2 separate regions of the Mus musculus genome follow, and region 1 is linked to region 2. Evidence: chromatin contacts called from ENCODE Hi-C or POLR2A ChIA-PET data. All regions are on one chromosome and are shown on one strand. Each heading gives the region's core, a stretch centred on a gene start or an enhancer-like site at or near the end of the contact. The rest is flanking DNA. Distances are from core to core; before and after follow the strand shown.

Region 1 (5,112 bases), core at 1,060-3,559, 78 kb after region 2:
AGCTTGTGTTCCTGCCAATGCTCGGTCACTCTAAAGAGGGTGAACGACCAGTACACCTTGCAGCAAGTGGCACCACATTTACCTTTGCTCAACTAATCCTCCAAAGCACAGCATTGCTGTAAGTCAGAATTCCCTCCACTTGCCTGGAATCAGTATTACGCCTTCATCTCTTCATGCCATCCCTTTGCAATACAAATAGCTCAGGGTGATTCAAAATCTACTCAGATACCTGGACACATCCTATCAAATGTACAGAAGTTGCATCATACACTTGAATGGAAACCATAGTGTAACTGTCTGACTAGTCTTCTTAGTTTCCCTCTGCATGGCTCCCAGACACATCATGTTTCATAAACTAAAACAATCGAAAAGACTTGGAAAAGACCTGTCATAGCTTGATGTTGGGTTTCAAGAAAAGTACATTAGCTATAGTTACGGAACACTTGTGTCCTACACTTATATGTGCCCCAAGTATATAACATCTTATTTCACTCACTCCCTACATCAGGATAGGCAGGCACTATTAGTATTTCCACTTTACAGATGGGGATCAGAACCAAGAGCTAAGTGATTTGCTTAGGTAACATAGCTAATATGTGGCTGAGTGCCAGGGTCTGTGGACTCTGTTGCAATACTCCCTCATAGAATGTTTTGATAAAGTTCTCATCTTTTAAAAAATATTTACTTATTTATTTATTTAGAGACAGGGTCTTACTATGTGGCTAGTCTGGAACTCTACATAGATCAGGCTGGCCTGGAACTCACAGAGATCCATCTGCCTCTTCCTCCTGAGTGCTGGGATTAAAGGTGGGTGCGGCCAGGTGCAGCAAAGTTCCCATTTTTTGAGGAAGCTGGTAGGAGAGAGAGCTAGGTTCGGTACTTTTTGTTTAGCTCAAGCCTCGCTGAGTAGTGATTTCCATCAGCTCTAAAGGGATCCCACAGAGACAATTTGTCATAGCCACCATCATATTGGCCCTTCATTTACCTATTGTCAGGCTAACTGCTTTGGCCTGAAAGCTGTAAGAAACTATCAGGCTTCCCTTATCACTGTGGTAATGTTTCAGTATGATTCCCTACTACCCAGTGTATATAGACATCAAGTGAAGTGATGACGAAAAACCAACTATAAAGGGCTCCAGGAGAGAAAGGGTGGACCCAGAGGAAAGAGGTCTCAAACGGGGACTGTCCCAGTCTAGAGATGCTGGGGTGTGCTGATCTTCACAGACACTTACAGCATATGCCAATCTACTTCTTTTTACTTTCTCCTCTCAACACCAGCTTGGGTTATTTAAAAATCCCCCCAGCCCGCCCCCGCACACACTCCCTTTCAGTAGAACGTAGAACTTACACCCTCCATTTATTTCACAGATCTTAGAAATCCCAGAGCTGATGAAAACACACCAGAGCATTTCTGTATGACTCTACCAATTCTTTAAACCCATTCCCTTGGAGTTATGAGGTGGAGAGAGAGGTGGGGTACACCCTTGCCCAGGTCAGCATGGATGCGATACTAATTAACAATCAATAGAGGCAGACTCCTATCCTAGCTACACCACTCATATCTGAGGGGTTCAGACAAGCCAGTGAGACTCTAGAGACTCGGTTTTCTCATCCGTAAAATGGGGATATAAGCCTCTATCTCGAGGGTTACCCGATAATACATGAGGAAAAGTGAAAGCTCGTTGCAGAGCTAGGTTCATAACGACTGCCCGTTCACTCACCCATCCCCAGAATTGACCAAATCTCCATTTTCCTAGCACCTCCTCTTGGACATCGTTTCTAGACTCCTCCACCACCACCTCCGGTTGCTTTCCAGGCAACCCCCACTTTCCTAAATTTTGCAGATAGTTTTACTCGGGTGCTACATCCCACTCCAAATTCTCCTACCTGACGATCCAGTACTACTGCAGCAGTATCAGCAGCATCCGCAAACCAGCTCTCCCTAGGCCAGCTCCGGTCCCAAGTCCACCTGGGCCACTTGTTCCCGCCCCCTCCCTCAGCCCAGCTCCAGGATTGGGTTGTTTTTGTCAGTCCTCGTTCTGATTGGCTACGCTGGCTCAGTTCGAGCAGGCGATAGGGAGTGAACTCCTTTGCTGCCAATCAGCAGTTGCCGCCGCCTGAGCCTCTTCCTGCTACGCCGCTCACGCGGTAAACCCTTCTGTCGAGCGTGGCGGAACTCTGAGTTTGGAGTCAGTCTTTTAGGGGTGGGGAAAACGCAGAGAGAAAAAGGAGCCAAGAAACCTTCTGGTGACAGCCTGGGTTGGCTCTGGTGTCTGAGCGCGCCGTGGTGACGCCATCCGTCAGCGCCCGCAGCCGAGCGTTGTTCGCGCCGCTGGCGGGCGCCTGCGCAGTGGCTCTTAGCGGGCGGTTGCTTGTTGGTTGTTGTAGTAACGGGGGAAGCAGCCTTCGGCGGCTGCGTTGATTCGGGCTGGGGAAGGAGGAGGGAGGTGAAGCAGAGCGTGGTCCCCGCCTGCCGGCCCCGAGCCGTGAGAAGATGAGACAGGTAAACGCCTGCGCCGGCGCGCTCCGGGGAGGTGCGCTCCAGGGTTAGGCGGGCGCCGCTGCGCTTCCCTCCGAGCTCCGGAGCAGCTGTTGGCTTCCGGGCGTGCTGGGCAGAAGCGCTGCGGCAGAGTCGCCGCGTCCTTGCCTGCGGAGCTGCCTGGGGTTGGGGTGTGCTGGGCTGGAGCTGGCGGCTGGTCCCTGTAGGGGCAAGGACTTCCTGAGCATTTATCTCGTTCTACTCTTCAGGGAGCCGAGGAAAGGTGGGCATCCCTGAAGGTTTTAACTTAAAAGACTCTCAAGCATTTTTGGGTAAGGTCGAGAAGTTCCTTTAGGAATCACCCGAAAAGAATCATTGAGGTTGTTTGGTATTACTCATTTCTGCTGAAGATGTGTAGGGTCGGGGTTAGTCACTGTTGCTGCTTGCTGCAGTTGCTTTGTTTTTGAGAGTCTTATTGTATAAGTCAATGCACAGACCAGCAAAAGCTTGGAGAATTGCCACGAATTGATTATCTTTGAGTAGTGACATTAAGGTTAAGCGTTTTCCCTAAACGTTTCTATTTTCTCTATAACGAACATGAAACTTTTTCTCTATGGAAAGTGTTTGAAGTTAGAAGCCTGGGAATTGGAGATTTCCTAATTTTATGTGTCTACTTGATATCCGGATTAAAATGTGTGATTAAAAAAAAAAGTACCAATAATTAGAGTATTTGACTTCCCCTTTCCCCGGCCATTTATGTGATCCCTGCTGAGGAGAAATATTTTCACCACCCTTTTATTAATAGTTCGGGTGATTTGGTTTTCCTAGAAACATAACAGCTTATTCTGTTTGCTTGTGGTAGAGTCTGTATAAATATTGGCAAGGGTTTTGAACCTTGGATTTTTATTTTGATCCTGGTCAGATTTGTTTAGCAAAGAATTTTCTAAACATAGGCTTATCAACTGTCCACATCAGTGCCCTAAAGCCTCTCCTTTGGTGCTTGCTCTTTTATTATATAAAACGACTCAAATTCAGTAACAGCTTTTTAGATACAGCAGAGACAGTATCTGTTTGAAAAAAATTTTGTGTCATACCCTTTTAATCCCAGCAGAGGCAGGCAGATCTCTGAGCTCTAGGCCAGCCTGGTCTACAAGTGAGTTCCAGGACAACCAGGGCTACACAAAGAAACCTTGTCTTGAAAAACAAAAACAAACAAACACAGAAAAAAAATTCTTGATTTTTGTGATATGTGAGGTGCACTGTGGCAGAAGGTAAGCTTCTAGAGACTGGAAAATACTCAGGAATATATTTCTTTTCATCTTAAAGATCATGCAAAAAATCCTGAAGTATGCAACTGCATTGTCTTTGAAGTCCTTTGACTTTCTTACAGGAGTCTGTGCCATCCAAATTGTTTGATCCAGTGAGACTGCAAGGAAGAAAGGTCTCTGAGGCCTCTGTGTGCTGACTGTATGACAGACCCCAAAGGAGATGCCAGTTGTGATGGCCCGGGACCTGGAGGAGACAGCATCGTCCTCAGAGGACGAGGACCTGGCCAACCAAGAGTGAGTGACAGTCAGCCCGCCCTTAAGGGGGGGGTTCCTTTATTCACCTCCAGGTTTCCTTCTTTGTGTTGCCTGGCCCTAGCTTCCATCTGTGTTTGGAGTCAAGATCATATTATTCACTTCCCATCCTTTTTCAGAAATTCGAAGGGTGGGCTTATGTTTCTAGGCCTCTAAGTCAATATCACCTTTAGATGTTCTAAAGTTCAGATAGGAACTCAGGTGAACTTGGTTCCCCACCCCCTTCTGCTTTGTTTTTGAGGTGGGGGTCTCTCATTTCTGTTGCCATACCTCCCACCACATCTGGCGCGCTCTCTCTCTCTCTCCCTCCCTCTCTCTCTCTCTCTGTGTGCACATTTTAAAACAGACTCGCCTGCTTGAGTTTATGTGCAGCATGGGCATGCAGGTTCCTGAGGAGGCCAGGGTACATGGAATTCCTTGGAGCTTCAGTTACAGAGTTTGTGGCAGCTTGATGGAGTGCTGGGAAATGAACCTGGCTCCTCTGCAGGAGCAGGAAGCTCTCATAACTGTTGAGCCATCCTTCTAGTCCCTGCAGTTGGCTTTGTTGTGGGTTTTGGGGGATTGAACATGGGGCATCAGGCTTCCAAGCAAGTACATTTACCTGATGCACCATCTCCTGGCTCTAATAGGTGAACTGAGTGCAGTACGGATGTGGAAGTCAGAGGACAACTTTCTGGAATCTGTTCTCTCCTTCCATCATGTGGGTCCTGGGAATTGAACTTGGGTCAGGTTTGGCGACAAGCACCTTATCCGCTGAGTCATCTTGTCAGCCTTGTGTCTTGACCATAGCTTCTAGTAATTGAAAAATTGGAGATTTTGAAAATTTTAGAGATTGGTGAAACGTTAAGTTCTTAGGCTCTGACCTTGACTCTATAAGTTTTCTCTGAAGCATTTACAGCTGTAGAACGGTGATGATATGAAGGGCAGGCCACACACAGCAGAACCTCTGTGAAGATGCTCCGATGAGAATACTAGAGCTCTGTAGCCTGTGCCGTGTTCATTGAACCACAAGGGCTCTCTGTAAGTTCTTTCAGGTTAAGGGTCAAGGTCATT
Region 2 (5,202 bases), core at 1,854-4,353:
ACAACAGAATTTCTAACCTAAGTAGACCCAGTCCAGAGCTCAGAGCAAATCAAACTCACTCCCATTCCACAACAGAAACAAGCTCAAATCTTGCCTGAATCTCAAATTAGACCCTGGAATTTGGCGCTAGATTACAGTTCTGCCCTGAGTGCTGGGGAAGAGCCATTAGGAACAGGACTCTGCCTTGTGGTTATTTGTTCTGACCCTAATTATGGAAGTCTGAAAAATAAGTTATAGACACTCACAGAAACTCTTCAGTGGGTATGCGCTCTCTCTACAAATACCCCATAATAGAATGAAAGCCTCTGTAATTTCTACCAGAAAATGTGTGCTCCCTGAAAAGGTTCCTACTGACCCAGGAGAGTTAGCAGAACTGGTCTTCTCTGCTGGGAACCAGTAGTGAGTCTCTCCCTGGGGCACACGTGGGGCACATGTGCTAGGACAGGGGCCTTAGATGGCTCCCAGCTATCCTTAGATGCAATGGACATCTAGGATGTGAGTGGACTCCCACCTGAGACAGGTCCACAGACCTTAGCACACCCAACTCCATGACGGAAGTATCACTAAGGCTATTACACTCAGAGCATAGACAGCGCCATCTGCCAACATGAAAACAAAGACCTAGTCCATAGCTCTGGGACAATCTCGACACATGCTAGCCTTGCTTTTTGGCTTCTGTAGCAGTGCTTCTGGCTAACTGTTCTTACTAATTAAGATGTGGCGACTCAAAAAGCGGCTTTCAGGGGGCTGGTGAGATGGCTCAGTGGGTAAGAGCACCCGACTGCTCTTCCAAAGGTCCAGAGTTCAAATCCCAGCAACCACATGGTGGCTCACAACCATCCGTTACGAGATCTGACACCCTCTTCTGGAGTGTCTGAAGACAGCTACAGTGTACTCACACATAATAAATAAATAAATCTTAAAAAAAAAAAAAAGCGGCTTTCTTCCTGAGCAAGTCTTGGTGCTACACTGGAATCCCAAACATCGCTAATATAGACTTTCTATAGCTTAAGCCTGTGTCTGAGCCACCTTGTCCAATGAATGCCCCACACCACCATCCACTCAGATAGATTCTATTTTTTTTAAAGATTATTATTGTTGTTGTTATTTACATTTACATCCGTGCATGTGCTCACAGGTCAGCATGTTGTTGTTATTTACATTTACATCCGTGCATGTGCTCACAGGTCAGCAGGTGCCTGAGGCTGGAAGATTCCCTCATGCTACAGATGGTTGTGAGCCACTCAGTGTGAGTGCGGGAACTGAACTCAACTCCTCTGAGAAAGCAGCAAGCCCCCTTAAACCCTGAACCATCTCTCTTCGCCATCACCTATTCTTGATTCTAATGTGCAGACTCAAGTTGTAAACACCACTGCAGAGCTTTAAAAGGGGGGGGGGGTCGGGGAGGACAAGGAAGCAGTGTCCCTCAAGATTCAACGTGTGAACACACATGAATCACCTGGAGATTCTGTTCAAATGTTCTAATTCAGGAGTTCTGGGCTGAACCTGGGGATCTGGGAATCTTCCCTTGAAACAAGCTTGGCAGGGGGGCGGGCATGGTGATATACACCTGTAAACTCACCATTTAGGATTGAGAGGGTGTGGAATTCAAGGTTACCCTGAGCAACCCTGTCTCAAAAAGACCAAGCCAAAACAGACAAAAAAGGCAAAACAAAAACACCACCAGGTTTCCAGGAGCCACCCAGGCTGCAGCTCAGACTGCTCTTATGTAACTGTGTGGTAGCTTGAATGATGGGAAGTATGACTTTTCAGGCCAGCTGGGACCTTAGTTAACTGAGTTCTAAAAGGCTTGTTTTCTTGTCTATAGCACGAGGCAAGAAGGCCGAGAGCTTACAGCTCGATGTTTTCAAAGCCTTGAGTGCCTGCACATACACCATACACATGCACACATACAGACACACACACCCAGGGCAAGCAATAGTAACTACATTATAGAATGCCCGGCATGCTCACCCATGAAGCACATTTACCCCGTGGCAACAAATGCTAGCCTTTTGGCAGGATAGGAAACATTTGTTGAACGAATTATCAGCCAGGGATTTTTCTTTTTTTTTTTTTTTTTTTTTTCGAGACAGGGTTTCTCTGTATAGCCCTGGCTGTCCTGGAACTCACTCTGTAGACCAGGCTGGCCTCGAACTCAGAAATCCACCTGCCTCTGCCTCCCGAGTGCTGGGATTAAAGGTGTGTGCCACCACGCCTGGCTGGATTTTTCTAAGGGCCATTATTTCACCATCTACATTTTGCAAAAGAAACGGGAGCTCAGAAGTGGTGTTCAGTGACCTATTGTTACACGCCTAAGTCGCTAAACCGGAATCCAACCTAAATTTTGGGTTCTTTATCACTGTGAACCCATGGAGTTGTAGGGACCAGCGCAAGCCAGCATTCCTTCTCTGAAAGCCTTGCTTCCAGGCTAAGAGGTGACGCTCAGGGGATCGGTAGGTGGCAGCGGAGGGCTACGAGGCTGTATGAGTCACTTCGTTGCCTCACTCCCAGAGCCTGCGCAGAGACTTGGTTCCACAACTTTCCCTCCAGGCTATGCTTGGCTCGCGGGGTTCCCTAGTGGGAGACCTCAGGGACCCGTCAGACACTAAACAAGTTCATATACGAGTTCACCAAAATAAGTCTTTGTCGGCTGGGAGGTCTCTGAGAAAAGCAAGCATTCCTTTCACCAGGCACACTGAACTGTCACCTGGAGAGCCCAGCAAAAGAGAGGAAGGTAGGGATCTCTCTCGGATCCCCCTGAGCAGTTTAGGGACTCCGAGCCTCGGTGCACGCCCGCTGGCCCCGAGAAGACTCTGACCTCGGAAGGGCGTGAGGCGAAGTCCTCATTTACCAACGAAGACCTCTGGGAGTGGGGGGGACAAGTGAATTTAGGGAAAGTGTAGGGGTGGGGGCTAACCGGGCGGTTTCCATGACACCGGGGACGTCGGAGAGGAATGTACACCCCAACCTATGGCGAAACAAGAGCGGCGCCTTGCGAGCCCCGCTCAAGGAGGCAGGGGATCCTGGGTGGGAGGGGTTGAGGGGCGTGGGGAGCCGGGCAGGCCGGGGGGCGGGGCGGTCACGTGCGCCCGAGGGGGCGAGGCCCCAGCCTGCCCGGGAGCAAACCGAGCTCGCCCTGCCACAGTTCGCTGTTCAGGAGTCAAACTTTTTCCAGGACGGTCAACGCTTCATCTGGACAGCCTGGAACGCGTGGCAAGGCGTCTGCGGCCAACTTGGGGGACAACAGTTTGCTAGGGAGTGATCGTAGGAACCTGAGATCTCGATTTCTCCGCTAACAGAGGTGCGCTCCCGGAGAAGTGTTGCCTCAGCTCTAGGGGGACAGGCAAAAGGCTGCTGACCCATAAGACTGTAGGAGTCAGTACGTGCCTGGGATTCAGGAGCTCGTTGTGGTCATGGTGAATGAAAGTCTCAACCAGGAGGAGAGCAATGACAGACCTGCGCCAGAGTCGGAATTCCAGATGGACACCAGCTACTCCACCCAGCCCAGCGGCTCCATCCATCCCAGCGTCTCAGGCCACCCCAGCGTCTCAGGCCACCCCAGCGTCTCAGGCCACCCCAGTGTCTCCATCCATCCTAGTGTCTCCATCGACCCCAGCGTCTCTGTCCGTCCCAGCAGTTCAGCACTCCCCAGTACCTTGGCTCAACCCAGCGGTTTGACCCATCATAGTAGCTTGGTTAGAGAAGACAGCGTGATCAAGGTGAGCAAGCGTCGTTGGGTCGTGGTCCTGGTGTTCAGTTGCTACTCCTTGTGCAATGCCTTCCAGTGGATTCAGTACGGCTCCATCAATAACATCTTCATGAACTTCTACGGTGTCAGTGCCTTTGCCATTGATTGGCTGTCCATGTGCTACATGCTGACCTACATCCCTCTGCTCCTGCCCGTGGCCTGGATGCTGGAGAAATTTGGTCTTCGAACCATCGCTATCACCGGCTCAGCTCTCAATTGCCTGGGAGCCTGGGTAAAGCTGGGCAGCCTAGAGCCTCACCTCTTCCCGGTCACAATGGTGGGTCAGGTCATCTGCTCTGTGGCACAGGTCTTCATTCTGGGCATGCCCTCACGCATTGCTTCGGTCTGGTTTGGAGCTGATGAGGTTTCAACAGCCTGCTCCGTGGCTGTGTTTGGCAATCAGGTGAGTAGAGGGCGGGTGTGTGTGTGGACGGCTGTTCCAAAGAGAGAGAGCATCTCACCATGATGGGGCTGAGTATGTTAGAGGGTACCTGACGATGAGAGAAGCTGTAGTTTTCTGGTTCACAGACTTTATGACTCTTGGGTGGCTTTGTGGTTGGGTGTGGACTGACAGTGTAGTTGGGTGATTGTGACTGTCAGTGACATTGAAGATTAATGGGGCGGGGGTCACAAACAAAGGACTTTTTCTTTCATCCACAGTTTTTCCTAGCCTGTAGGAAGCATACTAATTAAAATATGATCGTTTTTTGATGGTGTTTCTCCCCAGCCTTTATCAGTACACCAGTTCCACCAATTTTAGGAATGCTGGTCTTTTCTCTGGTAGCAATCTTTGACTGCCAGGTGGCTGTTTAGGTGTCCTTGGTGGTTTTAGCTGGACCAGCCAGATTTGCTAGAACTCAAGATCCTCTGTGCACGAAACTGTGGGCTGGGCTGTTCTTACCTTTTACGCAGAGCTGAAACCAGGACACCTGGAACCAGGCTTTGCCCTAAACTCTCTGGGATTTAGAGCCAAGTCGAGTAGGAGAGAGTAGAAATCTCACTGCGAACTTCCAAGAAAGCTTCTGGTCTAAGCATCTTCTGTCTTTCTCCTTTTGCCTTTTCTCTTCCTGGGGCAAGCAATTCCACGTTCTTATGATCTTAGAATGGTTCTCACTTAGAAGCTTGGGTGTGTTATGCATCTGATTGCTTTCTCTGTGTATTTGAGGCAAAGCAAATGTTTATGGGCCCTTCTTTAATTGGAGCCTAGGTCCCCAGATTCATTTCTTCCAAGTTGCATGCTGTCCAAGCTGCTGCTGACAGATCACTGGTCACCCTTAGCTCTGGTGAGCCGATTTTGTCTTACCAGTTCATTTAATTTAGAAAATGTGTGTAACCTCTGACTTAGGCAGAAACGTCCTAAAACTTCTCTAAAGGCAGATTTCTTTTTCTCTTCATAAGTTTAAAAAAAAAAAAAAAGCTGGGTGGTGGTGACGCACGCCTTTAATCCTAGT

The links. Hi-C counts contacts between places; a loop is a spot of excess contacts on that map. ChIA-PET counts read pairs that join two places held with the same protein, here RNA polymerase II (POLR2A).
Region 1: a loop to region 2 is called in a map of mouse trophoblast stem cell, with 5 times the contacts of the local background. The contact joins the promoter of Erg28 here to the promoter of Flvcr2 in region 2. A Hi-C loop is called at or near these places in 26 of 37 maps with a recorded cell type or tissue (Patski, T-helper 17 cell, adrenal gland and 6 more). POLR2A ChIA-PET finds 5 or more read pairs at or near these places in 3 of 5 experiments (Patski and embryonic stem cell).

The regions. Positions count from the first base shown.
Region 1 is chr12:85,822,584-85,827,695 of GRCm38, forward strand. Erg28 (ergosterol biosynthesis 28) reads right to left here and starts at 2,310. Exons shown (of 5, transcript NM_021446.3): 1 at 1,888-2,310. It overlaps Ttll5 (tubulin tyrosine ligase-like family, member 5), which reads left to right and starts at 2,337. Exons shown (of 34, transcript NM_001081423.3): 1 at 2,337-2,503; 2 at 3,870-4,041. The coding sequence starts at 3,968.
Region 2 is chr12:85,743,436-85,748,637 of GRCm38, forward strand. It overlaps Flvcr2 (feline leukemia virus subgroup C cellular receptor 2), which reads left to right and starts at 3,104. Exons shown (of 10, transcript NM_145447.2): 1 at 3,104-4,154. The coding sequence starts at 3,417.